Linked DNA regions of Homo sapiens: region 2 is linked to region 1. Evidence: read pairs that join two places in POLR2A ChIA-PET (ENCODE). Cell type or tissue: MCF 10A. All regions are shown on one strand. Each heading gives the region's core, and the rest is flanking DNA. Links, peaks and the distances in the headings are about the cores only. Region 1 holds the start of PRSS12 (serine protease 12). Region 2 has its middle 65 kb from the start of PRSS12.

The links. Peaks named below come from ENCODE experiments on the same cell type or tissue, not always from the same donor. Only the 100,000 strongest peaks of a DNase experiment are listed, where the experiment ranks them.
Region 2: POLR2A ChIA-PET joins it to region 1 with 19 read pairs; 4 of 35 experiments call an interaction of 5 or more read pairs at or near these places.

Annotation. Positions count from the first base shown.
Region 1 is chr4:118,343,799-118,360,615 of GRCh38, forward strand. It overlaps PRSS12 (serine protease 12), which reads right to left and starts at 9,205. Exons shown (of 13, transcript NM_003619.4): 1 at 8,421-9,205. The coding sequence starts at 8,922. RefSeq lists an enhancer at 8,950-9,795 and silencers at 9,062-9,141, 9,172-9,431. In MCF 10A, for the core only: a CTCF peak has its summit at 9,278 (motif pointing left); a DNase peak (open chromatin) is centred at 9,223.
Region 2 is chr4:118,409,785-118,426,601 of GRCh38, forward strand. No RefSeq gene overlaps it. Among named protein-coding and RNA genes, the nearest start is that of PRSS12, 65 kb to the left of the region's middle. In MCF 10A, for the core only: no CTCF peak of the experiment used is centred there; a DNase peak (open chromatin) is centred at 7,777.

The DNA.
Region 1 (16,817 bases), core at 4,620-12,619:
AATGTACTTATAAAATAGCATTCCTTAATTTAAAGAGAAAGAAAATGCAGTAAAAACAAAGACCCACCCCAATAGTGTTTTCTGAATAAAACTAGTAATAAATATTTTTAAAATCTTTTTTTAAAAAATCACAGTTTGATAAAAGAGTAAAAAAAAACTTCACGTTTTCACACAAATCCTTTCTTGTCTATTATTGAACTTTACAGATGCATAAAATAATTAGTTTTAGTCATTTCTATTGTTCTAGTGGAATAGAAAGAATGCATACTGGCAACATCCAGCTAGTGTTCAGATCCTTGACAAAAAGTACACTTAAAGCTGTGAGTGATACAGAAATTTCAATTTATGACCTATTCAAAAGAATAGAAAAAAACCATTACATGTTGAACAATTTAGTACACATATTTGACATTAAGTTAAATATAATACTATGTCTTATACCAAATGCAACACTATAAAAATATACTAAATGACCATTCTCTATCAATTATAAAATATATTTAAAAAATTACAGTACCTGAAAACAACTGAATTGGGGGACTCTTGGTTGAATTTTTCAAGTACAGTAGGGGATGCTAGGTTAATTTTTATGTTATTTTCTTTCTTCACTATATTCTACAGTACTAAGTTATACTATTTTCATCTATAATTATATTTACCTGTTAATTAAACCTGCTATATCTTTGCTAAATAGTATATTTTATTCAAGTCATCCCAGGTCAAAATGAATCAAATCATTTTTAACATACAAGGCATTCCCCTGAACCAAGATCCAACTGAGCTATATTTGCCTCCATTAGTTCACATCTATAATTCATACTAATTGTTCATTTATTATTCATGTATACAACAACTTAAATGCTGAGAAAAAAAATCAGTTGGTATAGTTCAAAATGAGAGTGCATCCCCTAAGTTAGCAATTCTACCCATTTACAGTGTGCTGATTAGAAATTTATAAATCTTATAAATTATTCCTTAGTTTAAAACATTATATGATATCAAACAAAAAAAGATGACTCTGTCCATGGTTAAGCTATAGTAGGCTAACAATACATGCATATAACCTCAACAGAAGCTTTCACAAATTGTGTGTCCCCAGACCATCTACACATAAACAAATGGTATGGGTATTACCATTTTATTGCATAGCAGTGAGTGATGAAATTGAAACCAAACAATAATCTTCTTGTCTCCCAGATCATGCACCACAGGGAAGGTAATGAAAATGCTTATTATTCTTCTGACACCTCACCCAGAAAATGGCTGTCCTCAACCAGAGGACAAAGGTGAATTTCTGATTCATCTTTATAAATGCTGCACCTAGTGTGAATGCAGTAAATGTTTAAGGAATAAATGAAACCTATCCTTACCCTGTTAGAAGAACCAGCATTACACTTTGTATCCCCTCTGCTGATCCTAATAAAAAGTACTGAGGCTAAATGTGCATGTGTGGCTTGTAGGGGGGTAAATATCATTGCTTTAGTGTTTTGCATACAATAATTTTTTTATTAATATTGTTGCACTGATTTGTAAGAAGGAGGAGGAGGGGAAGAGGAGACTGCCCTGGAAAAGGAAGATGCTAAAGGGGCAAAAATAAACACTTCTTTAGTTTCTAATGACAACAGACCAACCATGTAAACATCAGTCTAAATCAATTGTTCATATAATGCCTATTTACTATGCAGCTAAGGAGAGAGGCTTCAAAGGACTGCTTTCTTTAAAATTTAATTCAGGGGGAAAAAACCTTCAAAATTAGAATTAAATCATATAATCATGTTTACTTAATAAATGAACTAACTTCAGCATTCTCATCAATTATGGAATTATTCATTTCAGATATAAATGCGTCATAATATTTGCCTGCAAATAGCATCTTAAGACAAGGAAATATGCTTTGTCAACCAAACCAGAGTCTAAATGTTATTCATCCAGATATGACTAAAAAAAAATGAATGTAACATTTTACAGCACTTTATAAATTACTTACTGTTATTTTTTAATTGCATTAAGTTTCCCAAATATAAGGACAAGTCCCAACCATACTCCTTAGCAAACCCTTTTGGTTCTGATCAACAACTACCTTGTTTCCTCCTTGCCAGTTGAATCCCCAGATGATTCAGAGGTTAAGCTAACTAATCTATGTAATCATGGTAATTGTACATTTCTTTCCAAAGAGTGTCAGGAAGGAACATGTGATCCAGTCTGGGCAAATGAAATGTGGAAGTCTGTGGGGGAAATTCCAGAAAGGTTTCCTTGTTTCAAAAGGACATTCCTGCAGAGGGGCTCTCTTCCTTCTGCAGATTGTTCTATCTCTAAGTGAAGCCTGGAATAACCACCAGCCTAAGAATAAAGGCCACGCTTCTGAAGAGGATAGAGGAGCCAAGAAAGTAGCAGAGGAACAGAAGTGTACCATGCTGGAGTCTGCCCATCACATGGACTTCTTGTAATAGGAACAATAAGCCTCCTTATTGTTTCCGTTTTCTATTCTTTGCTATCAAAACCACCCAAATTGATTCAAGACACATCCACACCCAAATTCATAATTATCATGTTTTCTTCCAAATCTTCCAAAAGCATCTTTATTTTCACAGTCATAATGTATTATATATAAATTTCATACCCTTCTTTCCCCTAAACACTATCGTAAACACTTTCCTATTTATATATATATATATATAATATTTACAATAATTATTTTAGTATCTGCATAATATCCATCAAATGCAGGTACCTGTGAGTAGTACCTTATTACTGGATATTTCATTTTCCCTTCAGTTATAAACCAAATTACTTTTACATAGGTTATCTTATCACAGGGGGCCCCAACCCCCAGGCTGCCCAGCAGGAGGTGACCAGGAGGTGAGCAAGTGAAGCTTTATCTGTATTTACAGCCACTCCCCATCGCTCACATTACCACCTGAGCTCTGCCTCCTAAGCTCTGCCTCCTATCAGATCAGCAGCAGCATTAGATTCTCCTAGGAGCTCGAACTCCATTGCGAACTGTGCATGCAAGGAATCTAGGTTGCATGCTCCTTATGAGAATCTAATGCCTGATGAAACCATCCCCCAGGTCCACGGAAAAACTGCCTTCCACAGAACTGGTCCCTGGTGCCAAAAAGGTTGGGGACTGGTGTCTTAACACATAGGCGCACACATGCGTGTGCATGCATGCACACATGCACACACACACACACAGACAGTGACCACATAAGTAAATATACACCCCTGGACAATAGCTCATAAAAGGCAATAGTAACGGGATATCTTATTGTCTTCTCTAAAAAAAAAAAAATATGCACACTAGTTAAGAAATCAGATAATGCCCCCAAATCTAAGTATTTGACATCTGCCTTAGTCTGAAAAGCAGATTGAGCTCAATATTTAAAATCAACCAGGAAATGTATCAAATCTGGTATTGCTAATAAATGTTTTTCAGCACCTGCTACATAGAACCAAGATGTAGCCCTTAAAAGTGGCGGGGGACAGCTTTCAGCTAACTTTTTAATTAACACTCACTACAAACAACAGATGGAATTCAATGAGTACAGCCTGTAAACAATAGTACTTGGTCCACATGTCCTCTATCTCTATTTCAATCAAGAGATTTTGGGTGGGTAGGTGCACATGAACAGAGGAGCATGACAAGACAAAAAGTCAGATCTCTTGACTCATCCTCTCCTCCAGAATCTCAATGATTAAAACTTTCTCATTTATTTAATGTTTTACCTCTCAATCATCAGCCACCTATGGTTGGCTTGTAAAAAAGGGAGGCTCTCAGCACAGTGTCAAGCAAGTTGCCCCATCTGCTATGCCAACCAGAGACTAGAAAAGTGACTGCCCCTCCTAGGCAGGAAACACTAAGTTATTGCAATCTATCGTGTTTTGTTGTGTTTGTTTTGCTTGTTTTAGAGACAGGGTCTCCCTCCGTTGCCCAGAATGGGGTGCAGTGTCATGACTATAGCTCACTGCAGCCTCTATCTCCTGGCCTCAAGTGATCCCCTTGCCCCAGCCTCCTAAAGTGCTGCGATTTCAGGCATGAGCCACCATGCTGGGTCACAAGCTATTGTTGGGGGAAATCAGTTGCCTGTTAATTCTTCCTGTAGAAATGCAAAAATAACCTAGCTCACATTCAATTAATAACCATATTCTGGGCAGCCATGGTAGCTCATGCCTGTAATTCCAGTACTCTGGGAGGCCAAGGCGGGAGAATCACTTGAGCCCAGGAGTTGGAGACCAGCCTGGGCAACATGGCAAAACTCCATCTCTACAAACAATACAAAAAATAATAATAATAAATTAGCTGGACTGTAGTCCCAGCTACTTCAGAGGCCAAGGTGGGAGAATTGCTTGATCCTGAGAGGCAGAGGTTGCAGTGAGCTGAGATGGCACAAATGCATTTTGTCTCAAAAAATAAAAATAAAATAACCATATTCCAGTGAACTAGGTTATTACTATCTTACACTGGTCAAATAAAAAACCAGAAGTGTCATTTCTAAAATTACACAAAAAGTTAACATTGGCATGCCTTACACCTGCTCCTAAAGCCTAACAGGGTTAAGTCACAGAATGGTGGGCTCAGTTAGTCTATATCATCACCTACCACTATACATTTTAGGTGGGTTCTAATGCCCTTCCATGTGTTCTGCCTGACTGTGACAGAGTTTTCAGCATCTAAATCACTTTGACTGCTCAATAGAAATGCATGTTCCATTCCTGATCCAGAACTGAGAATTACTCAGAGCCTGGGCTACAGTCTAGGAATCTGCATTTTAACAAGTCCCAAGGTGTTTCTAAATGCTCATAATGAGACCAGCTCCCTGGGCTGATTCAGTGTATTCCCATAGCCAGAATGATTCTTTTTTTTTTTTTTGAGACAGAGTTTCGCTCTTGTTGCCCAGACTGGAGTGCAATAGCGTGAGTTCGGCTCACTACAACCTCTGCCTCCCAGGTTCAAGCGATTCTCCTGCTTCAGCCTCCCAAGTAGCTGGGATTACATGCATGTGCCACCATGCCTGGCTAATTTTGTATTTTTAGTAGAGACAGGGGTTTCTCCACATTGGTCAGCCTGGTCTCGAACTCCCGACCTCAGGTGATCCACCTGCCTCAGCCTCCCAAAGTGCTAGGATTACAAGCGACAGCTACCGCGCCCAGCCCTAGAATGATTCTTTAGTATTAATTTGCAAGTTTCATAAAACCAGGGCCCAGGTATCATGTTTCCTGCTCTCTGACATCTGAGCCACTGGAACATCCACGCCCAGCCCTGGCTCACCTGAGGTCCCCACCCTGCCCCTTCAACTTGGCTTCAATCAACTCTTCACCATGGAGACACCAACTTCCTCATTTTTCTCAATGCAATGAAATATGTGACTCTGGCCAGCAGTGTATTTTTTAAAGGAGGGATCACATTACTGTAAATTGTTATTTTCTTTTGCCCTGGATTTCTTTAAAGAAAAAAATATGTCGGGCATGGTAGCTCTTGCCTGTAATCCCAGCACTTTGGGAGGCTTAGGCAGGAGAATCGTTTGAACCCAGGAGGCAGAGGTTGCAGTGCACTGAGATTGCGCCACTGCGCTCCAGCCCGGGTGACAGAGAGAGAACCTATCTCAAAAAAAAAAAAAACAAAGAAAAAGATACCAGATATCTTTTAAGCATAAGAGACTGTAAATCATGTGCATCAGGCCAAACATAATTCCCTTTCTTCCTGTTAGACTAGTCCATAAACTACAAAATGAGGATTACTACACAATGCAGATATTTCTACATGTGTATATGTAAGTAAAGAAATACAGCAAAATCAGCTGTGAAGTAAAAATACACATATCTAACCCTATTTTCTCCTATACTCCTCATAATATGTCTTCACATATTTTCATCAGTAAAATGCAGGAACTCACTCAGAAGGTTGCTACAAGAATGAAATGAGGCCGGGAGCGGTGGCTCACACCTGTAATCCCAGCACTTTGGAAGGCAGAGGCGGGTGGATGGCCTGAGGTCAGGAATTCAAGACCAGCCTGGCCAACATGGTGAAACCCCATCTCTACTAAAAATACAAAAATTAGCCGGGCGTGGTGGCAGGTGCCTGTAATCCCAGTTACTCAAGAGGCTGAGGCAGGAGAATCGCTTGAACCAGGGAGGCGGAGGTTGCAGTGAGCTGAGATTGCACCACTGCACTCCAGCCTGGGTGACAGACGAAGACCCTTGTCAAAAAATAAATAAATAAATAAAAATAAAAGAATGAAATGAGAAAATGCACATAAAATGTTCAGTCCAGCATCCAACACAGAATGAATGCACAGTAAGTCCTAGCTACTATGATCAGGCCAGGTTGTTTTGCGTACATGCTCAGCGCTGCAAAGGTCTTTTAAATTAATTTACTCAAAACTTGCGTTTCTCCTGATGAGGAAACCAAAGCTCTAAGAGTTAAGAGTCTTACCCAACAGTGCACAGCTACTGGCAGAGCCAAAACAGACACCAGTGTTTTCTAAAGCACAATTCAATATTCTTTTCACCACTCCATGATACTTTTGTTCACACCCCTAATTGAAATGTAGGACCAAGAGAGCCGTAACGTTCAGAATATGCCACTCATCTCAAAGCTATAGGTTATGCCCAAGCAGACTGGAGAAGTAAATGATAGAATGAGATTGAGTCTGTGAAAGTAATTCATTATTACACAGTTGATCGTTTTCCTATTTTTTTGTGGTGGTGGGAAGGGCATTTATCTCCCATCTTGAGTGGTTTCTTTTGTTTCTCTTTTGTTCAATCACTTTACTCCAGGAAGTACAAATAACTATTATGCAGTATTTGGGATTTTGTCTGGTGAGAGTTAGCTAGGAACATAAAGGCATTCAAAAGATTTACATTTCTAGTCAACTGAAGAAGGTGAGGTGGCAGGAAATCCAAGGACAAGTTACTCTCCATGTCTGAAACATAAGGCTGAGTTATGTCAGAAAGAGAGCAACAGATCACTATCATTTTTTAACTTTAAATTACTTTTCTTGAGTCTGTGCTTATGTACTTAAAGAGAAGTTGTATATTCTCTCCTACACATTCATTCTCTAATAATTCTCTGCTCTTATCTATTTATAAAACTAAGAATAATATGAAGATGAAAAAAGTCAATGTTTGCTAAACCTAAGATTTTACTATAATCTCTTATGGTGAATAACGAGACAATGCTAGCACTCTTTGTTTGACATCACCTCAAATTTTTTATAGCTACATTGGCATTCTGTTCATGAAACACAAGTAAAGCGATGACTTCATTCCCGAGGATAAAGGATAATTGATCTTAACCTTCCTATCACTTTTCCTTAACTCAAAGCACTAATGCAATTGAAGGTACTGATAAATAAAATTTCTCCAGGAAATGAATGACATTGTGACAGATAACCTCCAAGTTACCTCCAAAAAGTACAAAGTACAATATGATTCAGAATCTCAATTCAGGAAACCCTTGCCCCACAGTGTGAATGGAAAGCTGCCAAAAATATTTTGTTGAAAAGAAATTCAAACTTTGAGGATATTTTTTCTTCCTCAGTTTTTAAACAAAAAAAAAAACCTAATTTCAACAAAATCCCAACAATTCAAAATGAAGCAATGTTCAAAGCTGGATTATTCATTTACATTAAATTTATTAGTGTGATGCTTTTATTACCACAAACCTAAAACATTTTGCCACCTTTATCTCCTGATGTTACCAACTAATCCTGATAAAACATATAAAGCTAAGTAATGGCTCTGGAAAACTGTGTATAACTATATTAAGTTGCTACTTCACCAAGATAGTAGTATTCCCATCTCTTTTCCCTTTCTTTTTTTCCAGTCACTGATGATACTTACCATACTGAGCTGGAGTATGTGAATATGGCTGATTTTGGCCACATAATTTTGCCATACTTTTTAAAACAGAGGTCAACAGCTAAATTAAGGCAAAATTTTACCACATTTTTAAAAATCGGAGTCTAAAGAATGGAGGGAAGGTTATTGATTGCCACGTTAATGTAACATTTCCCTTTCCAGAACAAGTAATTATGCCTCTTTAATGTAAATATGGTAACCCACTCAACGTAAGCTAATCTAGAGAACAGACGCCCAAAGCACACTGTCACCCAATACACGAGCGCACACACACACACAGTGGCCAGAGGACAGAGCAAATTCAGAAACCCAGAGCTCAGCACCTTGCATAGAACTGTCACCCCTGACAACCTTCACACAAGCACACCTGGCTGGCTTAGATTTGCAGCACCAGTATACCTTACTGGTAACCCAGCTGCAGCCCACCATCACAGCCCGCAAACGCAAGCCCACAACCCCACACACCCCGTCACTTTTTCCAAGAGACCTGTACGCCGGCCCCAAGCCTCACTGGCTCCGAGCCCGTCCGGAGTTTCCGCGGCCGCCCCGAGGCCACTAACCGTGTCTGCAGTCGCAGTAGCCCCAGTCCACCTTGCCACGGGCGTCTCCGTAGAAACACCAGGGTCTGCCCGCGCCGTCGGGGCTCCGACAAAAGTTGTGGCGCTGTCCTCGCAGCTGAGCCCAGCTCGCTGGGGGCGACCGCTCCAGGAAGGGTGGCACCTCCGCCCACCGCAGACACGGGGCGCCGAAGTCCGTCACGCTGACCCATGGCTCGCCGGCGGGGCAGCCCCAGGGGTGCGGCCGGGGCGTGTGCCCGGCCTGGAGGGCGTGCGGGCGCTGGGCAGGGAGCGCCCGCGGGGGGCGCGGGAAGCGCGGGAGAGGCGGCGGCGGACGCGTCCTCGGGGGCCGCTGCTGGGTGGGAAGGTAATAGGGGTAGTGCGGACCCGCAGGGGGCGAATGGCGGTGGCTGTGGTGGAGGGAATCATTGAGGACAGAATCAAAGCCGACCACTTCGGGGAGCGCCCCTAACATCAGGGCTAGCACGAAGCGGGCGAGCGTCATGGTGCCAGCGCTGCGGGGTCTGGTCCATGCTCCCCAGCTTCTCGGGCTTGGAGCGGAGAAGAGGAGGGGGCGGGGGCGGGGCTGCCGCGTCCCTCGAATCCCCCAGCCCCCTCCCGCCCCCGCACGCGGACCGCCCTCGCCTCCCCAACCTTGCCTCCCGCCGCTGGTGCCCTGCCGCGCCTCGGCTCCTGTCCCCTGGCGGCGGCCGCGGGTGGGGAAATCTGGAGCTCAGCCGAGCCCCGGCCGGCGGAGAGGACCGGAAAAGAGAAGGCGCGGACGCAGCGGGGAGCGGTTGGGCCTGAGCCCCAGGTAGCGGCGCAGGCACGAGCCCGGGAACTCTGCCCCCTGGGGGCGGGCGCCGGCCGCGCAAGCTGCTCCGGACCTACGCTCGGCCCCTGCCAGGCCCACCGCAGTCCGCCCGCACGGCACTGCCAGCTGCTGGGACCGAGCCCGAGGGTGCCCGCGCGGAGCACGGTCTTGGCTGCCCCTTGCCAGCATGCAGCACCAGCACAGCCCGGCGTTGGCGGCTCCCAAATCTGGCACCGGCCCCTGCCGTCATCTCTCCTCCAACCTCGTCGCCCCGTATCTTGCTTCCTCTGTTTTGAAATCTTTACCAAAGTATGGATGGATTTAGATGCAGCTCTTCCCTGACAACTCCCAGGATAAAAGTTATCAAAACCCACGAGGAATGTTAAAGCCATTTCACTGAACTATACGCTCTTCAAGGACAAGACCACGTTTTATTCAGCTTGATATCACCGTGCTTAACACCGTGCCCCAATAAACATTGGCTGAAATTAAAATCCTGAACCGACTCAGGGAAAGGAGCTTGAGCCTTTCTGCTTCCTGCCTCCCACTTTCCAGCCGGTGCCCTGGACAACACCAGTTGTTTGGTTATTATTGGGATTCAGTGAGGCTCTCTTAATACCAAATTTCCTCTCTAACCAGAGAAGACTTCATCCGTCCCGGTTTCCATCCTATCCAAAAAGTCCACCCCCCTAGCACCTGCCTCGTTTTTTGCAGGGCAAGGGACTTCTGTTAAGCCTATTCATTTGCCTCTCCAGAGACTCTGCCTGCTGACAATTTTGAAGCTTCACTGTTGGCTCGACCTCAGCTTAGTAGGGCCCTTTCAACACTCCTCGCCCCCCTCCCGCAGGCTCCAAAAAACTGTTGGCTTAGAATCTTAAAAAAAAAAAGTTACTGGAGCTGTATGTTTTAGTATTTTGCCTTTCAGTTGTTTCTGACTATGCTACCAAAGTTTGACAAGGAGAAGGAAGCCCGTAAAGAAGGCAACATTTTATTTTCTGGCATGGTCACGTTTCGTTGTGAAAAAGCAATGCTGTCTCATAATATAATGTACCCTGAAGAAAACTTGAACAAAATTCAAATGTTTATTGTTAAAACCTAGGTTTCAATTAGGAACTGAATTAATTCACTACTAGCTTTAAATAAGCCATCTTTAGCCGGGCGAGGTGGCTCACACCTGTAATCCCAGCAGTTTGGGACGCCCAGGCAGGCGGATCACATGAGGCCAGGAGTTCGAGAACAGCGTCGCCAACATGATGAAACCCGCCTTTACTAAAAATACAAAAAGCCGGGGGAGTGTTGGCGCACGCCTGTAATTCCAGCTACTTGGGAGGCTGAGCCAGGAAAATCGCTTGAACCTGGGAGCAGAGGTTGCAGTGAGCCGAGATCGTGCCACTGCACTCCAGCCTGGGCGACAGAGGGAGACGTTGTCTCAAGAAAAAAAAAAAAAATCCATCTTTAATTTTGTGGGTCGTTTTATTGTTTTTTGTTTCACTCCTATTAATGAAATATTTGATTTTACTTTAGAGAGAATTGGGTAAAAGAAATGATGTTAAGAGTCCAGGGATGTATTTGTCAAATCTTTATTCAAGTTGTTTTCATTCCAGTTGTTTTTACCCATTATTTTTTTACTAATACTTTTCTGGCTCCAAAAGCATAGTTAAATCTATACTTGTGGAAGACAATGAAAGATAAAATATATATCTGGAGTAGTCTATTTGTTCATTTTAGTGAGGGTTGGCAGAGCTCATCAATCACAGATTTTTGAAATAATAGGTGACAGTTCTATCAGGGGTCAGCCCTTTTTCTTTCTGACTAGCTTTTCCACCTTAGGCTACACACCTGATGGCCCAGGGAAGGCTCATTTTAGGACTGTGGGGAGGCTGCTTGGACCCTGCTCCCTCCCCTTCCCACATTGACCCCTACAATCATTGCTTCCATGCTTCCTGGGGGTCCAGAAGCAGACCCAATTTCCATGCATCTACATACCTTGCAGACAGGAAAATAATGAGAGAGAAGTGAATAAAACAGAAGACTGTTAGATCTGAGCTCCAGAGAGGAGCATGGCCTCAGGCAGTCTGGCCTCTCCTCCACTTCCCTGTACTCTGAGGCCACTTAACATTTAACAGACTATAAAATTGACATACACAAAGTGGAGTTACCCACAGAAAATTCCACGTCCGGATTTCATCATTTAAGTTTTAAAACATACTTTTCTTAGAAAATATAAGGGCATTTATGTAATTATGATTTGAGGGCCTTGGCTTGGGTTTTGCCTTCTATTTGACAGGAAAAGTGTGTCTTAAATAGCTCTCTTCTTGACATGTTAGTCCCCTCCTCTGCTAATATTTTCTCTTCCTCTCTTCTTTCATTTCTCCTTGCTGCTACCAACATACAGATGTTTAGAATTTCCAATTCCCAGTTCAATCTCTGAAATGCATTTCTCCCTCTTCTACCTGTCACATCACAGCGTGTGTGGAGTTGGGGGGAATTAAGAGTACAGGGATTTACAGGAAGAAATCTTTTCCTTCTACCTCTATTAAGGCGCTACTTAGTCAAAGCTCCCTCCCAGGATTTTCATCACCCTCTAGTATATGCCAAAGGAGAGGGGAGGCAATTCCATCTTGTTACAACTGTAAGAATCTTCGTCATGTGCAGTGGCTTAAGCCTATAATCCCAGCAGCTTGGGAGCCCGAGGTGGGAGGATTGCTTGAGCCCAGGAGTTCAATACCAGCCTGGGAAACATAGTGGGACTCCGTCTCTCTAAAAAAACATTTTTTAACTACAAGGAGGCTGAGGCAGAAGAATTGCTTGAGCTCAGGAGATTGAGGTTGCAGTGAGATGTGATCACGCCACTGCACTCCAGCTTGGATAGCAGAGTGAGACCCTGCCAAAAAAAAAAAAACAAAAACAAAAACAAAAAAAACTCCCACAGCTGATCCTCTGCTTTCCCTTCCTTTCAGCAGCAACAAAGGAACAAGGAAAGGGACAAAAAGAAACAAATGACATCTTGCAGGCACACCTCATCTCAACACTTGGAAGTCCCAGGGAGGCCCCCATAATGGGACTCTGTCACCTCCATCACCTCTGATTTCATCAATCCTCTGTCATTGATTTGGGACCCAAGAATTCAACTCTCCTTTGCCACACAGCCCTGTTCTGGTAGTGCCTAGATCCAGAACAACAACTGGAAACCTAGGGAAGTGAAGGGAAGAGTCTCCCTGCACACACAACGGCAGGGAGGGTGGGTAGTCTTGGGGGTGAGGGTGCGGTACACATACATCTGCATATCTGTGCTTTCCCACGGCAACTGTGTTATACATGAATATTTGGTTTTGTGGTAGTTTAGGGGATCATCTTACTTCACATAAGTGATGGGCTGAATAGCTCTTGTGTAGTTTGATTTGGAAACATAGCCGATATGTATATTATTTTTAGAGAGTTCCAAAAACCAATATACAAAATAACTTTTGGAAAAGGCCCATTTACAATTTAGATAATGCCTGCATTTAGAAAAGCTAAGAACTTTTAAACAGAAGGCTAAGAACAGTATTTACTTTGACAATTCCAATGGCAAAAAAAATTTTCAAAAGAACACTGAGCATTGCTCTTTCACATCAAAGGAAAAAAAGTCAAATAATATGAGGGACTGTCTAGGGACTGTAGGGGACTCAAAATTATAGAACATTGTCCAGCCTATAGAGAGGTGAAAAGAAAATTAGATGACAATATAATATTTTATGTAAAATTCAAAAAAATAAGAGAAACATCCAAAAAATAAATGATGAATTGCCAAATGAATGGCACAATGCTTTGGGGTCAGAAGTCCCTGTTAGTAGGCAGTCTCTGGCAATACAGGGAAAGTCTCCACCTATGCCTTGTATTAGTCACACTCTTCTCTGCTCGCCCCAAACCATGAAGACATCTGAGGGCCAATGATTGCAACAGTAGTACTATAGGAGTCATTTGATCTTGATTTTTCTCATGGTTTAAGGTTGAATTTCATCAACAGAACAAAATGCTTTTTAATTTGGATTGATGTTTAAAATTCACCTAAATGATATAATTCCTATGCAGAAATTAGTTCTACAGACTCATTTTCAGGGTTACCCAAATTATATGTACTAATAGGTAAGGAGTGTGTGTGTGTGTGTGTGTGTGTGCGCCTCACACTCTCTCTATATATAGTTCCTAAACTTGGTTACTTTGGCCTTGGCATCAAACCTGTGCTTGATCTGCACACTAATCAGTAGGGAAATTCAGACGAGTTTCTTTACCTCCTAAGCCCAAGGCTCCTCATCTGTGAAAAAGGGAGAGTGACAGTACTTGCATGCTAGATCTCTGTGAGGGGTAGTTGAGATAATGCATGTAAACTGTTGAACAGAGTACTCCATATTGTACGGTGGAATAGCATCAGTAACTGCCATTGAATTCTTAACCCCTCAAACTAAGTCACCCAGTGAAAATCTACATCAGTGATGCAGGAAATTTGCCTAGATTTTCCCTCCCCATCATGCTCTGCCTCTTACTGCACCTCAGCAATTTCCGCTTTAAGATTGATGGCAGTCATGAGGCTGCTGTAGCTCTGCTCACTTGAGCGCTTGTTCTCTTTGTATGTTCTCTCTCTTCCTCTCCACAAGTTTTGTCCCTGAAAGCCAATGAAACACTAAGTATCTCAAATTAAAACACTTCTCCAGAGGAGTTTGCCTAAGTATAACGAGTGGTTTTCAAATCCCTCAGCCTTCTAGTTGCAAGTGGGCTGTGATCACAGAGGAAAAGAGTAAACAGATTGAAAGAAACACAGCACCAGAACTGCTTGCCAATGATCTGGGAATCACAGAATCTTAGTGTGGAAAAGGGCTTAAAGCTCCAACTTCCTGTCAAATGCAGGAATCCTTCCAGAACTTTCTGACAAATGGACTTCTATCTATTTCTTTCTTTCTTTTTTCTTTCTTTTTTTTTCTTTCTTTTTGAAATGGAGTCTTACTCTGTCACCCAGGCTAGAGTGCAGTGGCACTATCTCAGCTTACTGCAACCTCTGTCTCCCAGGTTCAAGTGATTCTCCTGCCTCAGCCCCTGAGTAGCTGAGATTACAGGCATGCACCACCACACCTGGCTAATTTTTTGTATTTTTAGTAGAGGCAGGGTTTCACCATGTTGGCTGACTGGTCTCGAACTCCTGACCTCAACTAATTCGCCTGTCTTGGCCTCCCAAAGTGCTAGGATTACAGCCGTAAGCCACCATGCCCGGCCCCATCTATTTCTTTAAAACTAATCACGGGAGAAGTTCCTACTTGGGAGCCAGCACACTCTTATCTCTAGAAAATCCAAATTGTTCAGAAAATCTTCCCTTCCATAAAGCCAGAAGTTCCCTACAGGTAGAAACCTACTTTATCTAGCTGTAATTCTGTTTCTATCCTCCTACTGATTTGGGGGAATAGAGGTTATTTGAGTGGGCAGTAACAGTTGTGGAATCCACCCCACCTGGGTTCAAATCCCTGTTAAATTATGTATTAGCTTCTTGGCCTCCAGGGGATGCTAAAGACTCTTTTCTTCCCCATTTCTCTCTATCCTCAAGAAAGAGGAGATGTGTTGACTTGAGGGGGCAGATCCAAGAGCAGTAATTAGTCCACATTACTAGGGTCCATTAGTAGTATTATCATGTGAGGTATAAATAAGTCTGTATATGGCTGGGAGCAGTGGCTCATGCCTGTAATTCCAGCATTTTGGGAGGCCAAGGTAGGAGGATCATCTGTGCCCAGGAATTCAAGACCAGCCCGGGCAACATAACAAGACCCTGTCTCTATAAAAAATAAAAATAAATAAGACTGCATAAGCATAAGTAATCAGTTTCCTATTTTCTCTCCTTTTGCTTATTGTGTTTTTCTTTACTTTATCATTGGAATCATAAGAACCATAAAGCTGAGGTTTGGGTAACAGTTGTAGTAAAAGGTAGGAAAAGGCGCTGTTTAGCTATTTGGCCTAGATACTAGTAAACTGCTTTGGGGTTTGGGGGCAAAATTCCAGTTAATTTTAAAAGCTTGCATTTGGCTAAGCTTGTCCTCTACATATAGATGTCTCCCAGGGAATTCACTGGGAGTGGGGAGGCATGAAGATCGTGTGAGAAGTGTTCAAACCAGAGCAACTCCATCTTGAATAGGGGCTGGTTTCTTGGAGGATGAGACCTGCATTCCCTAGAGGTTAGGCATTCTTAGTCACAGGATGAGATAGGAGGTGAGCAGGACTGGCTCCATAAGATACAGGTCACAAAGACCCAGCTGATAAAACGAGATGTGGTAAAGAAGCCAGTGAAAATCCACCAAAAGCAAGATGGCGATGAAAGCAACCTCTGGTCATCCTGGCTGCTCATTATACGCCAATTATAATGCATTAGCGTGCTAAAAGACACTCCCACCAGTGCCATGATAGTTTGCAACATCCAAAAGTTACCCTGTATAGTCTAAAAAGGGGAGAAACCCTCAGTTTCAGGAACTCCCAACCCCTTTCCCAGAAAACACAGGAATAACCCACCCTTTGTTTAGTGAATAATCAAGGAATACCCATAAGTATACTTAAGCAGCCCATGCTGCTGCTCTGCCTGTGGAATAGCCACCCTGTTATTCCTTTACTTTTCTTAATAAACTTACTTTCACTTTACTCTGTTGGCTCACTCTTGAATTCCTTCCTACATGAAGCCAAGAACTCACATGGCCTCCCAATTTTGGGGTTCACCCTGTGACAACATGATTTCAGGATCCTAGCTTCCCAGTAATCCGTCATTACTGATAACCTCTCAAAATATAGTTTGCCTGTCCATAATATGGAGGTAACAATTCTACTCTACAGGATTAAAAATATTATGTTGGACACTAAGCAAATGACTATCATTTAAGTTTGTGGAAACAATTATCAGGGCTTTTCTGCTTTTTCTAGACTAAATGAACTATTTTTCCTTCTACCATTTCTTATTTTGATGCCTTATGCTGGAACCCCTTCTCTGGTTAAGCCCAAGTGCAACAATATCCTCATTAAACTGTAGCTCATAGAATTAAAAAACAATACTTTAGGTATTATTTGACCACAGCAGATTTCGAGAGAATAAAAATGTTCCCCTTGTTTCAAATATCATACTATGATTATATTAACTTGTTTACAGCCACATAACATTTGGTTCTTATACAATAAGCACAACGTTACTTAAATTCTTGTCAGCCTGAAAATTTTCAACAACCCTGTTCAAACTGTGAAATCTTCCCTAACCAAATTCTGCTCTCAAAATATGTGTTAGCCTGGCACGCTATACACACAGAATTTCACAATCATAATCACATTAATCCAGAGCTGTCTTCATTATAAGCTCTTTAATGGAAATAATTATGCACTCCACAGTGATTGGTCCTTAACTGGCAGCCAATGAATAGTCATTGAACAAATGAGGTTTTTAAGTAAAGTGCAAATGAGTCTTTTCCTTTTTTTTTTTTTTTTATAATATGGTAGTGTAGTGTCTACAAAAGACATCGCAAACCAGAAGCCAGCAAAATGCATATGCCATCCAAATATGTTTTATGTGCTACCAACTCATTTTTTTT
Region 2 (16,817 bases), core at 2,966-10,965, 64 kb after region 1:
ACCTGCACGTTGTGCGCATGTACCCTAAAACTTAAAGTATAATAATAATAAAATTTTAAAAATAGCTATGCAGTGATTTGTGGTATATTGCTTGCATAACAATGAATAATAGGGAACATTTTACTGATAAATAAAAGGTTTTGTCAGTGAGTACATGCAATGAAATAATACCAGAAGAAAAAAACCTGATACTTTTTAAACTACTGCCTGACAGATTACATGAAACTAAATAAAAAACAAGCTTTTGTCAGGTTATTTGTGTTTTCCAGATTTACAGAGCCATTCTCTTTGAATATTAAATAACCATGGTTTTAAATTTCTACTCCTCTCCTAGACTGATTGCTGGAGGCAAATTAATTTCAGATTAATTTCCAACACTTCTGAGGGAGGAAAATACCTAAAGCAAGAATTTGTATTAATCACGTATCCATCTGTCTTCTACATAAGGCCATTCAAATCCTCCCAGAATCTGTTTTAAAACCAGTGCTTCCTTTTGTTGAGAACATTACTTAAATATTCCTCCCCAAATTAGGACACACATGCATTATCTGTGAGTCATACCGCTCTCAAATACACAGATTTCAGATTCCATCGTCATTATGAGTCCATACAATGCCCCTGTTTTATTTCATTATTCTTTCCCCTTTGTCCTATTCATTCTCATATACATCATCTTTCCCATCAGAGATATACACATTAATATATCCAATATGTTTCCTTAGGCATCTGAAAATACAGCCCTGAGATACAACATATGGTTGTTTTCTGTGTATATGTGTATTTTGAATATATAAAAATTGTTTTGTTCTATAGAATTAATTCCATATTTCCAAGATCCATCTACATTCCTACATATAAAAATGGTTAACTACTTCTTCCTGTATTTTATCCCATTGTGTGTACATGCTATGTATTCTGAGTAGCCATTTCCCTAGGGATGGACATGAAGCTGCCTCTAACTTCTTGCTAACACTAATAATGATAGGATACCACACTCCAAAATATCCCCTTAAGGATTTGTACACAATATAAACCCAGGTGAGGGAATGATAAGTATACAAATTATATGAATAATTAATTTCACTAGGTATTGTGAGTTACACTCCCATCAATAGTGCATGAGTTTTCTGATTTCTTGACATCCTAGCCAGCACTTAGTATTAGCTGACTTTGTAATTTTTAGCGATTCTTTGTTGACTTAATTTGAATTTCTCTGATTACAAGTGAAGTTGAACATCTCTTCATATACATTTTGGCTATTTAGAATTCCCTTCCCATGAATTGTCTATTTTAGTCCTTGTTCAATTTTTGAGTTTCCTTGTAGATTTTAGTAGTTCCTTATATGGTCTAAATGTTAATCACTTTTTAGTGTTACACTTTAAAAATATCTCCTGCTAATGTGTCTGCAACCAGCCTGTTAAGTTTGTCTATCATATCTTCTTTGTATAGAAATATTCAGTTTTAACATGATCACATCCATCAATTTCCACCACACACCCTTAAGGTTTGTACTTTTTGGGTCTTGTTTAAAAATCCTTTCCCATCCCAAGTTCACAAAGAAAGCTTCATGTATTTCACTCACTTCATAGTGTTGCCTTTCATAGTTAGGTTTATTTTTTTCCTATGTGTTGAGCCACATACTAAATAATGTGTCTTTCCTCTATGAGTTATGATGCTAATTTCTACTATATTCCTCATTCTCATATATAACATAGGCTTGTTTACTGGTTTCCTATTCTGTTATATCATTTTTTTTGTCCATTCCTATACTGGTATCATACTATTTTTATTGCTATGGTTTTATATGTCTTAATATATTCAACTAGACAAGTTCCCTCTCTTTGCTCTTCTTTTTAAAAAATTCATCTTATTTATTTGTGGTCTATTATTATTCTATGCACATTTTATAAGCTAATTAATTGCCTAGTTCTTCACAAAATCCTCATGAAATTTTCATTAAAATTGCATTGAATTTATAGATTTAGGGAGAATGATATTTTTACAGTATTCATTTGTCCCACTCATGAATGTGGTACTTTTTCCTTTTTACCTAGATCTTGTTTTATGTCCTTTAATAGAGCTTGAAAAACTCTGTTTTAAAGGATGGGTTCATTCATTAGTTTATATCCTATATACTTTGTAGTTTTTATTGCTGTTGTGAATGAAATTGCATTTTATACTAATTTCCAGTTGGTCACTGCTGATACGGAAGAATGTTACTGATTTTTATATGGAATTTAAATGAATTAATATACATAAAATATTTATAAAATGTCTTATATATGAATTAAGTAAATACTATATGTGTTCACTATTGTTTTGTTGTCTATCATAAATCTTGCATCTCCACAGCCCTTCTGAGCTCTCATATTAGTTCTAATAGTTTGTCTATCGATTCAATTGGGTCCTCTAGTATAAGATCTAATAATCTGCAAACTGTGAAAGGGTTGGGTCGTCCATTCTATCCAATCCTTATATTTCCCATTTTTTCGGAAGGAAAAAATACTGTGTTGACTGAGAACCCCTCACCATATTCAATGGAAGCCATGCAAGACTCTTTCTTGTCCCTAAAGATGATATGTCACAATTTTTTTTCCTAAGTTTGCTAATAGATATTTATTAAAAGCTTTTGTTAAGGCCAGGAGTGGTGGCTCATGCCTGTAATCCCAGCATTTTGGGAGGCCGAGGTGGGCGGATCACCTGAGGTCAGGAGTTCGAGACCAGCCTGACCAACATTGTGGAACCCCGTCTCAACTGAAAATACAAAAATTAGCCAAGAGTGGTGGCGGGTGCCTGTAGTTGCAGCTACTCTGGTGGCTGAGGCAGGAGAATCGCTTGAACCCAGGAGGTGGAGGTTGCAGTGAGCTGAGATCGCACCACTGTGCTCCAGCCTGGGCGACAGTGCGAGACTCCATCTCAAAAAAAAAAAAAAAAAAAAAAGCTTTTGTCAAATTAAAAAATTATCTTTAATTCATAGTTTTTTCTAACACTTTAAAATATCTCATAATTAGATGTTAAACATTATCAAATGGTCTTTCTCCATATGTTGAGTCATTTCCCCCCCTTTAGTCTACTAATGTGATAAATTATATTAATATCTTTTCTGGTGACGAACCTCCTTACATTTCTGGAATAAAATTTACATTGCCATATTTTATTAAAACATGGTTGAAATAAGCTAATATTTATTTAGAATTTCACATTTTTGCTCAAAAGTGAGCTAATAACTCACTTACGGCTAACAAGTAGCTAATAACTTTCTTTTCTTGTACTGTCCTAATCCAGTGGTTGTCTGAAGATTATAATTAACTTCTTAAAATGAGTTGAGAGTCGAAGACTTAAAATGAGTTGTGCAGCTGTCCTTCACTTTCTTTTTTCTGGAACACTTTGTATAAACTAGACTTAGCTCTTCTGGGAAAGTTTTGAAGAACCCATCTTTAAAACAATCTGATCCTGTAGATTATTTTTTCAATCTTGTTCCAACTGCTTTATAACATATAGAGACTGAAAGTAAAATCTACATGTTTTAGATTCTCTAGCAGTTAGGATTCTGAATGTAATTTAGGTTCTGTTAATAATATTCACTTGTGGGAGATTTTGATTCAAGATGGAATTATGTGGAAACAGGGTACAGTACATTTGGTTTTATAGTATAGATTGTGGCAGTGGCAGTGTGATACTAAAACCAGTACTGCTGGTGGCAAATTCCTGATCATAATAGTGGCTGCAGTTCTCTTAGTTGTTCAGTCCTGCTGGGTTTTGGAGATCATTCTTGGAAACTAAGTCAGAGTCTGTTACTTAAGTCTTTCTAGTACTTCTGTGATATATATACATTTCCTTTTAAAATTTATTTATTTGTTTATTTTCTTTTGAGACAGAGTCTCACTCTGTCGCCCAGGAGTGCAGTGGCACTGATCACAGCTCACTGCCACCTCCGCTCCACGGGCTCAAGCCATCCTCCCACATCAGTCCCCGAGCAGCTGGGCTACAGGCGCACACGAGCACACCTGCCTAACGTTTTGTGTGCATTTTTTGTAGAGGTGGGGTTTTGCCATGTTGCCCAGGTGGGTTTCAAACTCTTGAGCTCAAATGATCTGCTCTCTTAGGCCTCCCAAAACGCTGGAATTATAGGTATGAGCCACCATGCTGGGCCTCATACATTTCTTAATAAAGTATTTTCAGATTATAATAGCTAGAGTGGATTTGCTTAACTAGAATAAAGAACTTTGACCATAACAAACATTACCTGCACCAGAGGCCTGATGGGTGATTAGAAATCAATTTCATAGCTAACAGGCAATTCAAGTTTTCTACTTTCCAGGCAAATTATTCCTGGAAATTTGTTTCTTTTTTCATTGAAGTTTTTCAATATTATTGCTATATAGTTCATTATTATTTCTGAAATCACTACTATTTCTATAGGTGATTCTCTTTTGGGGGTTGAATTTTAATTTCTTAGTCTCTTATATTCTTTGTATTAATCAGGATGAGAGAGAGAGAGAGAGAGAGAGAGAGAAAGACAGAGAGAGAGAGAGTTTTTTTGCTTTATGTAGGCCCCAAGCTGATTGGATGGTGCCTGTCCACATTGAGGGCAGAACTTTCTTGCTTGGTCCCTGACTCACATGCCAGTATCCTCTGGAAACATCTGAGAGGAGACACACCAGAGGTAACACTTTACCAGTATTCTAAGTATTCCTTAATCCAGTCAAGCTGACACCTAAAATTAACCATCACAATTTGTTTGATCAACTTTGTCAGATACGTGTACATTTAAAAAATCTCTTCAAAGAAATAGGGTTTTGATTGTTAAATTATCTCTACTAATTTTTTCTTTACCATTTTATTGATTTTCTCTTACTTGTATAATCTTGTCTCATCTTGTTTCTATATATTTATTCCTTTGTTTCCTTTTCTAGCTCTTTGAGCTTTATATTTGCTTTATTTTTCTCAATCTTTCTTGTTTTTTGATAAATGTATTCATTCAGCCTAAAGAATTTTTTAATTTCCCCCTTTTAATCCAAGGGATGTTAATTACTTTCAATTCCTAGAGTTATGAGATTTTAAAAAATCCATCTTTTTAGTGTTTATTCTTTTCTTTTTTCGCGACAGAGTTTTGCTCTTGTCACCCAGGCTGGAATGCAATGGCACGATGTTGGCTCTCTACAACTTCTGCCTCCCGGGTTCAAGCGATTCTCCTGCCTCAGCCTCCTGAGTAGCTGAGATTACAGGCATGCAACACCACGCCCAGCTAATTCTTGTATTTTTAGTAGAGACGAGGTTTCACCATGTTGGCCAGGCTGATCTCAAACTCCTGACCTCAAGTGATCCACCTGCCTCGGCCTCCCAAAGTCCTGGTATTACAGGCGTGAGCCACTGTGCCCGGCTTTAGTGTTTATTCTTAATTAAATCCTATAATGATGAAATAACATAATCTCCATTTCATGAATTCTTTGAAATATATGAAGTTTCCTTTATGACTTCATTCATGGTGATTTTTGTGGCTGTTCCATATGTGTTTTGAAAAATATGTATTCTCTGTTAAGATTCTATATCTTCCTTTATTAATTTTAGTTTATTAATCAGATCATGTTATATAGTTTTGATTATATTTTTTGGTAGGCTTATTCCTTCAGTATTTAAGAGGGGTGGGTTAAAATCATTAACTTTAATTGACTTGTTGGATTCTTCCCATAGTTTTGTCCGCTGCCTCCTCTTATCACTCAGCAGTGGTATACTAAAGGATGGCATAATCTCTATTAGTCTCTTCAAGCCATTCCCAACATGTTATTCTTTGATATGGATTTTTTTTCAATCTTAATATAAAAAATTTATTGCTATGTTTCAGATTTCACAAAGCAACTAGGCTTTAAGACATTACTACATGTGAAATTTCCATGTAGTATTAAAAAGAAACCAGGGACCAGGTGCGGTAGCTCACGCCTGTAATCCTAGCACTTTGGGAGGCCGAGGCAGGCAGATCACCTGAGGTCAGGAGTTTGAGACCAGCCTGACCAACACGGTGAAAAGCCGTCTCTGCTAAAAATACAAAATTAGCTGAGTGTGGTGGCACATGCCTGTAATTCCCGCTACTCGGGAGGCTGAGGCAGAAGAATTGCTCAAACTTGGGAGGCAGAGGTTGCAGGGAGCCAAGATTGCGCCACTGCACTCTAGCCTGGGCATTAAGAACAAAATTCTGTCTCAAAAAAAAAGAAAGAAAGAAAAAAGAAACCAGGCACTCTCTAGACAAGCATTACTGAGCTGAGTAAGACCTCTTCTCTTATTCTAAAAACAGCAGCCCAAGATGCCATTAACTACCCTTTTGCACATCTTCCTTTTGATGATATAAGCATATTAGCAACAAACAATTATCTGAAATGAATATCAAAGTTTTAAAGGCATAAATCCCTTTCCAAATATATACTCTGTTTGCGACCAAATTTTCTTCATAATATTTCTACCAAAACATGAATAAATGCAAAATGCGAAACAACATGAATAAATGCACAGCAGAATGAATGCAGAAAAAGATGTATGAATCCAGCCACCTTTTATTAAGCTAGACATTAAACAGGTTTGAAAAAATGTAAAACAATGTTACTCTTCTTAAAAAAAAGCTATCTTTGGAAAATATAGTTTTTTAAATAAAATATACTGCTTATAACGTAATAGAATATTTACTTATTTTTAAATAAATTAGTAAGTATCTCAGTTTTTATCTTAATGATAGTTTTAATTTCTAATATGGTAAATAATGATTGATATAATCCACATAAACATAAATTAAGCTCTTTGAGGTCCTCAGTTTTTAAGAGGGTAAAGGTATCCTTGACCCAAATGTTTGAGAATCACTGAATTATTTCATTTCCTTTGAATTGCAATTGAGGAATCTCTGATACAGTGTGGTTAGATGACTCGATTCAAGTCAGAAAGCTAGTTCATTTTGATGACTTCAGAATTTTAAAAACCTATTTTATATTTGTAAACAAAAATTTTAATTTTATAAATTAAATTAAATGATTGATTTTGCTGAATTCTATTGCAGTATTATGGCTACTTATAGTAAAGTAATTATAAGGCTCTTTTGACATTTTAAAATCTTTGAAAAAACTCTACATAATGCATCCTATCAAACTATATTTATTGCAAGTCCCAGTTTCTTTGAGAAAGATGGATAGTATCCATTCAGAATCAGAACTATATCTTGGATAAGTTAGCAATCCTTTCTCCAGCTCTATTGCTTTGTTGAGTTCCACAGGGTCTTAAGTAAATGAATGCTAATATCAGAAGGTTTTTTTATTTCAAAATAAGGAATGTGTCTGCAATGCTCTATTTATATAATACATAAAACCATAAATTTTATAACTTTATAAGCTTATAAGGCATATTTCCCGGATTTTCTACTAAAGTTTTGAGGCTATCCTGAGATATTTAGGCATATTTCCCCGATTTTCTACTGAAGTTTTGAGGCTATCCTGAGATATTTAAGTGTCATATTCTAAAAACACAATTTAAAATGATTTGAGACAATTCTTCAGCCTAAATTCCAAGTTTGTCTTTAGATGTAACTGCAACACAATCCCCAAAATTAATTAGTCATATGCACTATAATCCCTCTAGTATCTCCAAGAATTTGGCATCCTTAGTGGCACAAAATTTTTGATGCCATCATGTAATGAGTGTGTTGCTCCACACCAATAGACACAAAAATCATACAGTACTTGCAATAAATAGAAACTGTTTTACATAGCATCTTGGTGAGGTAAGCTTGTATTAAATCCCTTTAACAAAACAAGAAACTAAGCTGTAGAGACCTGTTCAGGCTTGCCTAGGGTAAGTCATAGAATTACTGCTGAAGCTGAGGATACAAATTTACATAGTTTTTGGAGTTTGTGACTACACAATAATGGTATCCTCTTGCAGTTAGAATCAAGATATACTTGAGATATATTTTACTCTACATTATATTTGTGTACCTCAGGTAACATGAGTAAAGGACATGACTTAGCATGAGTTAATTTATTCAGAAACTAGAATTCTCTTACCTTTTTTCCTCTAATTAATTAGCGTGATTACAAATAGTTTCTTTTGAGGACATGTTTAATCTACCAGTAGCTGAATACTCAAAAGGAAATTTGCTTTTTGAAAAAGAAGTGTTCAATATTTAATAAATATTAACTGAGTGACCGCCATGTGCTTGGAGTTTGAGATGTAGGGCTGAACATGACAGGCAAGGTCACTGCTCGATAGCTGTAGCCTCCTGGAAGCACCGGTTTGACTTTTCTAGAAGCGAGGTTCCTGGATAAAGATGAATTTTTAAAAGCTGGAATGAATGAGCAGCAATAGCAGAAGGAGAAAAGTGAGTGAGGGCTCTCCAAGAAGCCATCTGGCAGGCTAAGGGTTCTGAGAGAAGCTCTGGTTTCAGAAGCAACTCAGGAATTACTTCTGTCATATTAGGATGGGATGGTAGGAGATTGGGAACTCTAGGGACTAGAAGTCATTTAATTTCCTGTCTACAATCCTTAGAAGAGGTTTTGAGACTTGCAACCTAGGACCTTAACTAATCATCTTCCCTCAGCATTGATAGAATTCTTTATTATACATGTTAATATCAGATTAGTCAGGATGGGCTAGATTATGCTGTGTTAACAGCCATTCTCTAAATCTCTGTGGCTCAACAGGGAGCTCTGCCTGTCATGGTCACTTGGGACCCAGGCTTTGGGTATAAGGCTACAGCACATGGAAAACGTATGACTGTCTCTCAGATTCTTAAAGTTTCTGCTGGAAGTGACATGTCATTCTGCTCACAGTTCATTGGCTAAATGAGTCACGTGGCTGTCTCTAACTTCAAGGATGGTATGAAATTCCAATCCTACCATGTTTCTAGAAGGAGAACCAGCCCTAATCACAATGCTACATGTTTATAGCTTGCCTCATAGAGTTTACTGTATTCTCCTGGTATAATTTTCTTACATGCTCAACTGGAGAGGAAGCTCTTAAATAGAAAAAAATCACAGTAAATTTCCTTTAAAAGATCTATTTTACAACTCTGGCATGATGGAGCACAATGGAGTCCTTAGTAATGGACTCCATCTCTTCCATCAGATAAAATCTTGATAACTGAAGTTAAAATTTGAATAATGAAACCAAAGGAAAAAAATTAAATGAATTTTAAGACAATTGAGATAAGAACAACTGTGGCGTCAGCATAATTCAATTTAATAATGTATTAAATATTTTGCAGAAAAGTGAAAAGAAATTGATAGCCAAATCAATGCAGCATTAAGCCACCATTTGGTCTAATTTCTTGCTGAATTGACAAAACAAAACACCAGTTTAGTTATATAAACATGGCTGATGTTTATACAAACAACAGAATTTGCCGGTAGCATTATCACTGGAAAATAAGATGTGTGCTTAATTCTTGTATGTTCTGAGCCCATCTAGGAAGAACATAAAAGACGAAGAACAAAGCAATCACAGGATGTTATCATGAAAATATCACCTTTGGCTGGAGTAAAGTTTTGGCTAAATGTGGCACTAGTATTTATTACAGCTCACCTTTTTATAATGAAAGGCTATGGACTGAACATTCTTATTATTTCCCATTTTCTTACCACTCTATCCCAACACACATGCACATGCATGCACACGCGCACACACACTGGCACCCACACCCATGCATGTGGGACACACAGAGCAGCCCAGGCAATTTCAATTGTTGGGAGCTTTGCTTTTATTAGGTATTAGTCTACGGACTTGCTTTCTCTTTAGAGAGACTAAGTGAAACCAAACTCATTTCCACCCAGTTAGCCTGCTGGAACCTGTAACAGTTACTGTAATGTTAAAAGCAGTAAAACAAAATAAAAACCAGTCAGTTCACTTACTCCTGAAGTCCGCAGTTTGGTGTTCAGCTTTAAAACATATGCTCTGGGTGTCCTGTGGTGGCTACCAGAGGCTTTGGTGAGTCATTGTCAACCCAGTGGCTAGAGAAGGGCTGGAATGCCCCTCTTAAATACAGAGCCACGTTTGTCCTTCAGAATGGCTGCTCGAACGAATTTATTGCTCAACTCGAAAGGCCGTTTTTTATAACCCACTGCAGTTGTGCTTCATGGGTTTCTCCACCTATCCTGTAAAGTGTATTGGGAAATTAATTTTGTAGATTTCCTCACACTGCAGTGACTAGGGAAATCACCCATTCGTTATTATCTAATGAGGAAAAAGTGGAAACATCTAGAAGCACTGCTCCCATCCTCCTCCCCAGCCCACACAGACACCTACCTCAGGCCCTCCCTGTCCCAGGTGAGCAGAGGGCCCCACCTTCGGAGGTTGCCTCCCTTCCACCTTCACCAATCCTATGACCAGATTATCCCCAAGGAAATGTCAATTTCCAGGCAGCAAGGGAATCATATAAAGATAAGATCATTGAGAGATTTTTTTCCTCCGTGATTGGCAGTTTATATTTTCTTGGGTCTACAAATCTGACAGCATTTATTAAATTTTCTAGTTTGATACTGACCTCTGTCTGATGCTGGGCTGTCACCATGCCCAAGACTGAGGGGACCCACAGTCTAGCTAGAAGGCATGGATCAATTCCAACTGTCCTACCCCTAGCCTGTGGGCAGGAGAAAGCTCTCAGGCTCTGGCACAGGAGTCCCAGGGGCAGGATGCATGATCTTCCACTGTGCCTCCCAGCCATGCTGAGCAGCAAAGCAGACCATGAGCCGGTCTCCCTTAAATTCATTTGCTTGATTTGTCCTTGAGTGTCCTTGGATGGGTTTGTTCCCTCCTTGTCCAGTATGTCTTGGTCATCCTGATTCCTGGGCTTGGCTCCCAGGTTGATTCTTTCCCTGACACAAAACAGGCACTATGGGCAAAGACACCTGCAGCCTTGGAGAGACCAGAGATGCTGGATGTTTCCTGTTAGCACTCAGGAAAGCTCAGAGCCTTTGATGAGCATCTTTTGATCCATTAGTTAAAACCACGCTGGGTTCTTTATAGTGGTTAGTTAGCTCTGGGCTATGGGATTGTGGAAGACATTCATTTCTTCTTTGGATTCACCTGGATTTTCTGCAACGGACATGTATCGATAAAATACATGGTGCTTTTCAGAAATTGCCCCATCATCATGTTGCTGTTGTTGTTATTGATATTGTTGTTTCTGATGGATAGAGATCTAGGCCTGACACTCCAAGCAGTGTGAACAGCATTTACCTTGATAAGCATTCTTACATCTTAACCCTCGGGAATTTTAAATAGAAGTGTTCTGTGTGATTAAATTAACAGGTTTAGAGATGGGTGTCCTGGTTATTTCCTTTGTTCTCCTCCTGGTAGCTGCCTGCACTCACAGCATGTTGGGAATGGTGATTATAAATGTAACCATGCTCTCTTCTTGTAACTGGAGAGCCCAGGTACCTCTTATCCAGCATGTGACCCTCTTTCTACCTCAGGATAGTCATACTCTTAGGCTTCCTGGATTTATTCAGGGCCAAAGGAGTGGTCAAGGTCCTTTTTGTTTTGCCCTATTCCCTTTGGAAAACATTTAGTTTATGCCCATGTTACAGATTGCAAAATACAGGCACATATTCTCTCTAATGTGGTCTGCATGTCCCTTTGCAAGGACATGCAATGTGACTTCACTACTCCTTTCATCAAGAAAAGGAGCCTCTTGGCCGGGCACGGTGGCTCACGCCTGTAATCCCAGCACTTTGAGAGGCCAAGGCCGGCGGATCACGAGGTCAGGAGTTGGAGACTATCCTGGCTAACACAGTGAAACACAGTCTCTACTAAAAAATACAAAAAAAAAAAAAATTAGCAGGGCGTGGTGGCAGGTGCCTGTAGTCTCAGCTACTTGGGAGCCTGAGGCAGGAGAATGGCGTGAACCCAGGAGGCAGAGCTTGCAGTGAGCCTAGATCGCGCCACTGCACTCCAGCCTGGGCAACAGAGCGAGATTCTGACTCAAACAAAAAAAAAAAAAGAAAAGAAAAGGAGCCTCTTTACCCTAATCTGGGCAAGCCTTGCAACCTGATTTGCCAAAAAAAATATGAAAGAAGCAATGTGATGTGATTTTCCAGGCTAGAATGTAAGAAGCCTTGGAGCTTCTGCTTTTACTGTCTTCAGATGCTGCCTGAAACCACTGTAAGAAGCTCTAACCTACTGGAGGATAAGGGGTGAGCCCAAGAGCATCAAGGCTCCCATCAACAGCCAGTCCTGTGAGTGAGGCCATCTTGGACCTGCCAGCTCAGTAAACCCTTTTGCTGAACACAGCCCAAGGAAGGAACCCTTGCAAAATGAAATCATGTGGTCAGTTTGCGGGGTGGTTATTACACAGCAGTAGATGATTGAAAAGGCCCAGTGTCTTCCTGGGGACTGAAACACCCACCTCCTGTTCATGTTGATACACGGTGAGCAGAATATGGATGTGGGAGTGGTGTTGGTTGCAGGTGAGGTAGAGAAGCAGTAAACAGAACACGAAGACCTGATGTTCCAGGGTCGGGAGTTTAGACTTGATCCTAACAGCGGCCATAGGCAGATTTAGGCAAGAGAGTAACGTGGTCAGATTTTCATTTTAGAAAGTTACTTTGACATCCATGTGGAGAATGAACTTGAAGGTCACAAGGCTGATGGAGCCAGGAAGACCATTTGGGAAGTGATTGTAGTAATCTACTTAAGAGTTCATTACGAGCTGGGGAATGGGGAGGTGTTAGAGAAGAGAAAATGGATTTGAAGAGCTGAGGGATGTTAAAAAGGCAAAACTGGGCCAGGGATGGTGGCTCACGCCTGTAATCCCAGCACTTTGGGAGGCCAAGGTGGGCAGATCATGAGGTCAAGAGATTGAGATCATCTGGGCCAATATGGTGAAATCCCCTCTCTACTAAAAATACAAAAATTATCTGGATGTAGTGGCACACACCTGAAATCCCAGCTACTTGGGAAGCTGAGGCAGGAGAATCGCTTGAACCCAGGCAGCAGAGGTTGCAGTAAGCTGAGATTGCACCACCGCACACCAGCCTGGTGACAGAGCAAGACTCCGTCTAAAAAAAAAAAAAAAAAAAAAAAAAAAAGGAAAATTGTTGGGACTTGTAATTAATTGGGTGAGGAAACTGAGTGGCAAATGGTCTCAGCTCTACACATAGAGAGCCCTGGGGACATAGGGAGAGCACATTTGGAAGGAAAGATGATGATTTTAGTTCTTAAAATTTTGTTTGTGGAGGAGGCATTCAGACAGAGAATTCTGTTGGGAAGTTTTATGTAGAGAACTACATCTAAAGAGGTCAGAAGTGAACTTCAATAAAATTGAGGTGACCAATGATCATCAGTTTTAAAGAGGACATATTTTCTTTTTCTGTTAAAGGGAACACACTTATGAGTCAGAAAGCCAGACTTTTATTTTTTCTCGCCAAAGGTTATTGTACAACCTACAGAAGAGAGTGTAAACACTGGTCTTTAAGATGAATTGTAAAGCTCTAAAGAGAATAAGAAAAATTGTGTTTCATGATTTATGATGGATAACATTTTAGAGTTGATTTCATAAGAGAATTCATTAAGCCAATAGACAACCATGGCATTTTAACTGTAGTGTTTAAGTATCTTTAGCTCTGATTTTTTAATTAGCAGAAGCAAATAAAGAGAGCTTCGTTTTAACCATGAGAAATCTCTCTTCTGTACTTCATGTGACTAAATTTGTCCAGATGCTGCTGTTCAAATAATCACAGCGATTGCCAACATAATGGTTAATTTCCTGAGAAGTAAGTTCATGCTTTGCCTCAGTTTGCTCCCCTGTAAGATCAGACAGCAAAATAAGAATAAAACCGACTAATAGGTATTGATTGCCTCTGGAACAGCTATCAATATAAAGAGCCAGACAAAACACATAATAAAGAATTGTGTTAGTGCCAGAGAGACTTTAGAGATCATTTGCCCATCTCTTTACCTTCTCCCACTTCTTTCTGTCCCTCCACCCCCCCAGCTCTGATACAGACACACGGGATATTAGTAAAGGATAGTATTTGTTGAGAGCCTTTTGCGTGTCAGGCACTGCTTCTAAACGTTGTATAATACCAGCTCATTCAATCTTCAAATCAATGCTATGCAGTAGGTACTCTTCTTCTTTTTTCTTTTTTAATTTTACAGCTGAGGGACTTAGGTATGGAGAGGTTAGGTAACTTGTTCAAGGACACCAAGCCAGTCAGGGTGCCACTGGACCTAAGACAAGGTAACCTGGCTCTGAGACCAACCCCACAGAGAAGTATGTGGATGCTGACAACACTGTAGGAAGTTACAAGGAGCAAAAGAATAGCAGCCTCAGCCCTGAATTCCACTGTAAGCTTCCCTCTAATCTTCCCTGCCTCACTCTCAATCAAATAAAGAGCTGATCAGGAAGCAACTATGCACGGTCTTCCCCTCCACACCTCCAGCCCCAGCTCCCTTCCCCAGACTCAGTGCCTGCCAGCCTGTGCCAGCCCCCAAGATGGCAGTGTGGAGCCATGCACCAGGTCTGCCGCGCACCCAGCAGTCGGCTGTGGGTTCTTTGTATCTGTCAGAGTCCTGGCAGGAAATGGTTTCATTCTCAAAGGGTTAACTAGGAAGAATTTAGTGAAGGGTCTGTTTACAAGGTTTAGGAACTAACTGAAAATGGTGAAGCACCCAGGGACTGGCACTGGAGCTTCCCCACGGGAGCTGAGGCCAGAGAAGTATACATCCATTGTTGTTTTAAAGAGTGGTTAACTATCTATTTGCTCTTATTTTCAACATTTCTGCTGGGGCCTTGCATTGAGCAAACTCAACTGTAATCTAGAGAGCAGGGACTCCTGAGTGGCACATTCAGTGGGAGTCAGCTTCCTAGGGAATCATTTATTTATTTATTATTTATTTATGAGACAGAGTCTCACTCTGTAGCCCAGGCTGAAGTGCAGTGGTGCGATCTTGGCTCACTGCAACCTCTGCCTCCCGGGTCCCTGTTCAAGCAATTCTCCTGCCTCAGCCTCCTGAGTAGCTGGGATTACAGGCACGTGCCACCATGCCCAGCTAATTTTTGTATTTTTAGTAGAGACGGGGTTTCACCTTGTTGGCCAAGCTGGTCTTGAACTCCTGACCTTGTGATCTGACTGCCTCGGACTCCCAAATTGCTGGGATTACGGGTGTGAGCCACTGAGCCCTGCCTTCCTAGGGAATCTTGTAGGAAGGACAAAGGTAGAGAATCTGTCTGATGGCAGAAGCAAATGAATGCCCATCACATGCACTTTCTTCCAACAGAGCAACTCGGATACTATGAAACAATGCTAAGTCAGTCTCAGTGTCTGTTGCAGTAATATTGTACATACTGTAGGTCTTAATCATAGGAAATTACATGCCCATTGCCCTGTGCGCAGACCGGAGCGCACTTATGGGGGGCCCGTAGTCCTCCTTTCAGACATCTTTTGTTTCTCTGCCCAAACAAGTGGCCTTCCCATAGAAGACTGCCCAGAGAACCCTATGGCAACCCTACCCTCTTATTCCACTTTATTTTTCTTCAAAGTGTTTATTACTCCCTGTTGTTATGTTAGACTCTATATTTCTGTATTTGCTGTCCTCCAACTTGAAAAGAACCTCTGAGAGGGGAGGGACTTTCCTGGTCACATTCACTTGTCCCAGCACCTATGATGGTGCCTGACATATCTCAGGGGCTCCTTAAATATGTATTGCTTGACAATGGGTATCATGGCTCAGCCTCCTCTGGGGTTAGGAGGCTGGAGGAAAGAAACTTTAGCATGAGTGCAGTGAGAGTAAAAGAATTCAGCAGCTCTAATCAGGGAATGAATCTGGTGTGTAATAGGATCTCAAGGCTTGACTCCTAGTCTAAGACCATTTCTGGAGTTTGCTGACTTGATCCCCATGCTTCATCATTAGCACTTTGCAGGGAAGGAGCTGAGCATGGATCTTGACTCTGAATTGGCTGGGGCATGCAAAATCGGGGGAATGCTTGGTGTTGCCCAGGCTCAGCTCTGCCTAGACACATGTGAGGGCCAAGATCTGGTTTGTGTTTCATGAGCTCTCCCAGGATGAAGACCCAGCCAGGCTGTCTGAAGAAGGGGTGTTCTTGAGTAGGAGGGAAGGTCTGCTCCAATATGAAAAATCTAACAATAGCATAGTCCTTAAGAGCTTGAGCTTTGAAGAGGGAGAACAGACCCATTTAAGGCACGAAAAATAAAGGAATCTCTTGAGTACCTCCAAGGAAAATTCCAGCCACCTGGCTAGCCTCAAGAAGTAGATGAGCACCCTGATAAGTAAGAAGGTAATAATAGCTTAAAACAACAGTCAAGAAAATTAGAGCCACAAACTAATCTTAAATGACGAGTTAATGGGTGCAGCACACCAACATGGTACATGTATACATACGTAACAGAACTGCACGTTGTGCACATGTACCCTAAAACTTAAAGTATAATTTAAAAAAAAGAAAATTAGAGCCACAAAATGTTTGTTTCCCTATAGAAACTAGAGATAACATCTTAACATATGTCCCTGAGTTGTTTTGTAGAAACCCAGACCCCGCTAAATGGAAAATACCACCTGTTGGCTCGTAGATCTCAGATAAGGAGGAACTGAGGACTGAACTCTCACAACTGTTCTTTGTTCTCAATTTCTTCCTGAGGGACCTGGAGGAAGTCACACCCACAGGCCAGAGCAGAACATTCCTTTCTGCTGACCCCAAGTTTGTAGCCAAAACTTAACCAATCACAAATCAGAAAATCTTTGGGTTTTTGTTTGTTTGTTTGAGACAGAGTCTCACTCTGCTGCCCAGGCTGGAGTGCAGTGGCACGATCTCAGCTCACTGAACC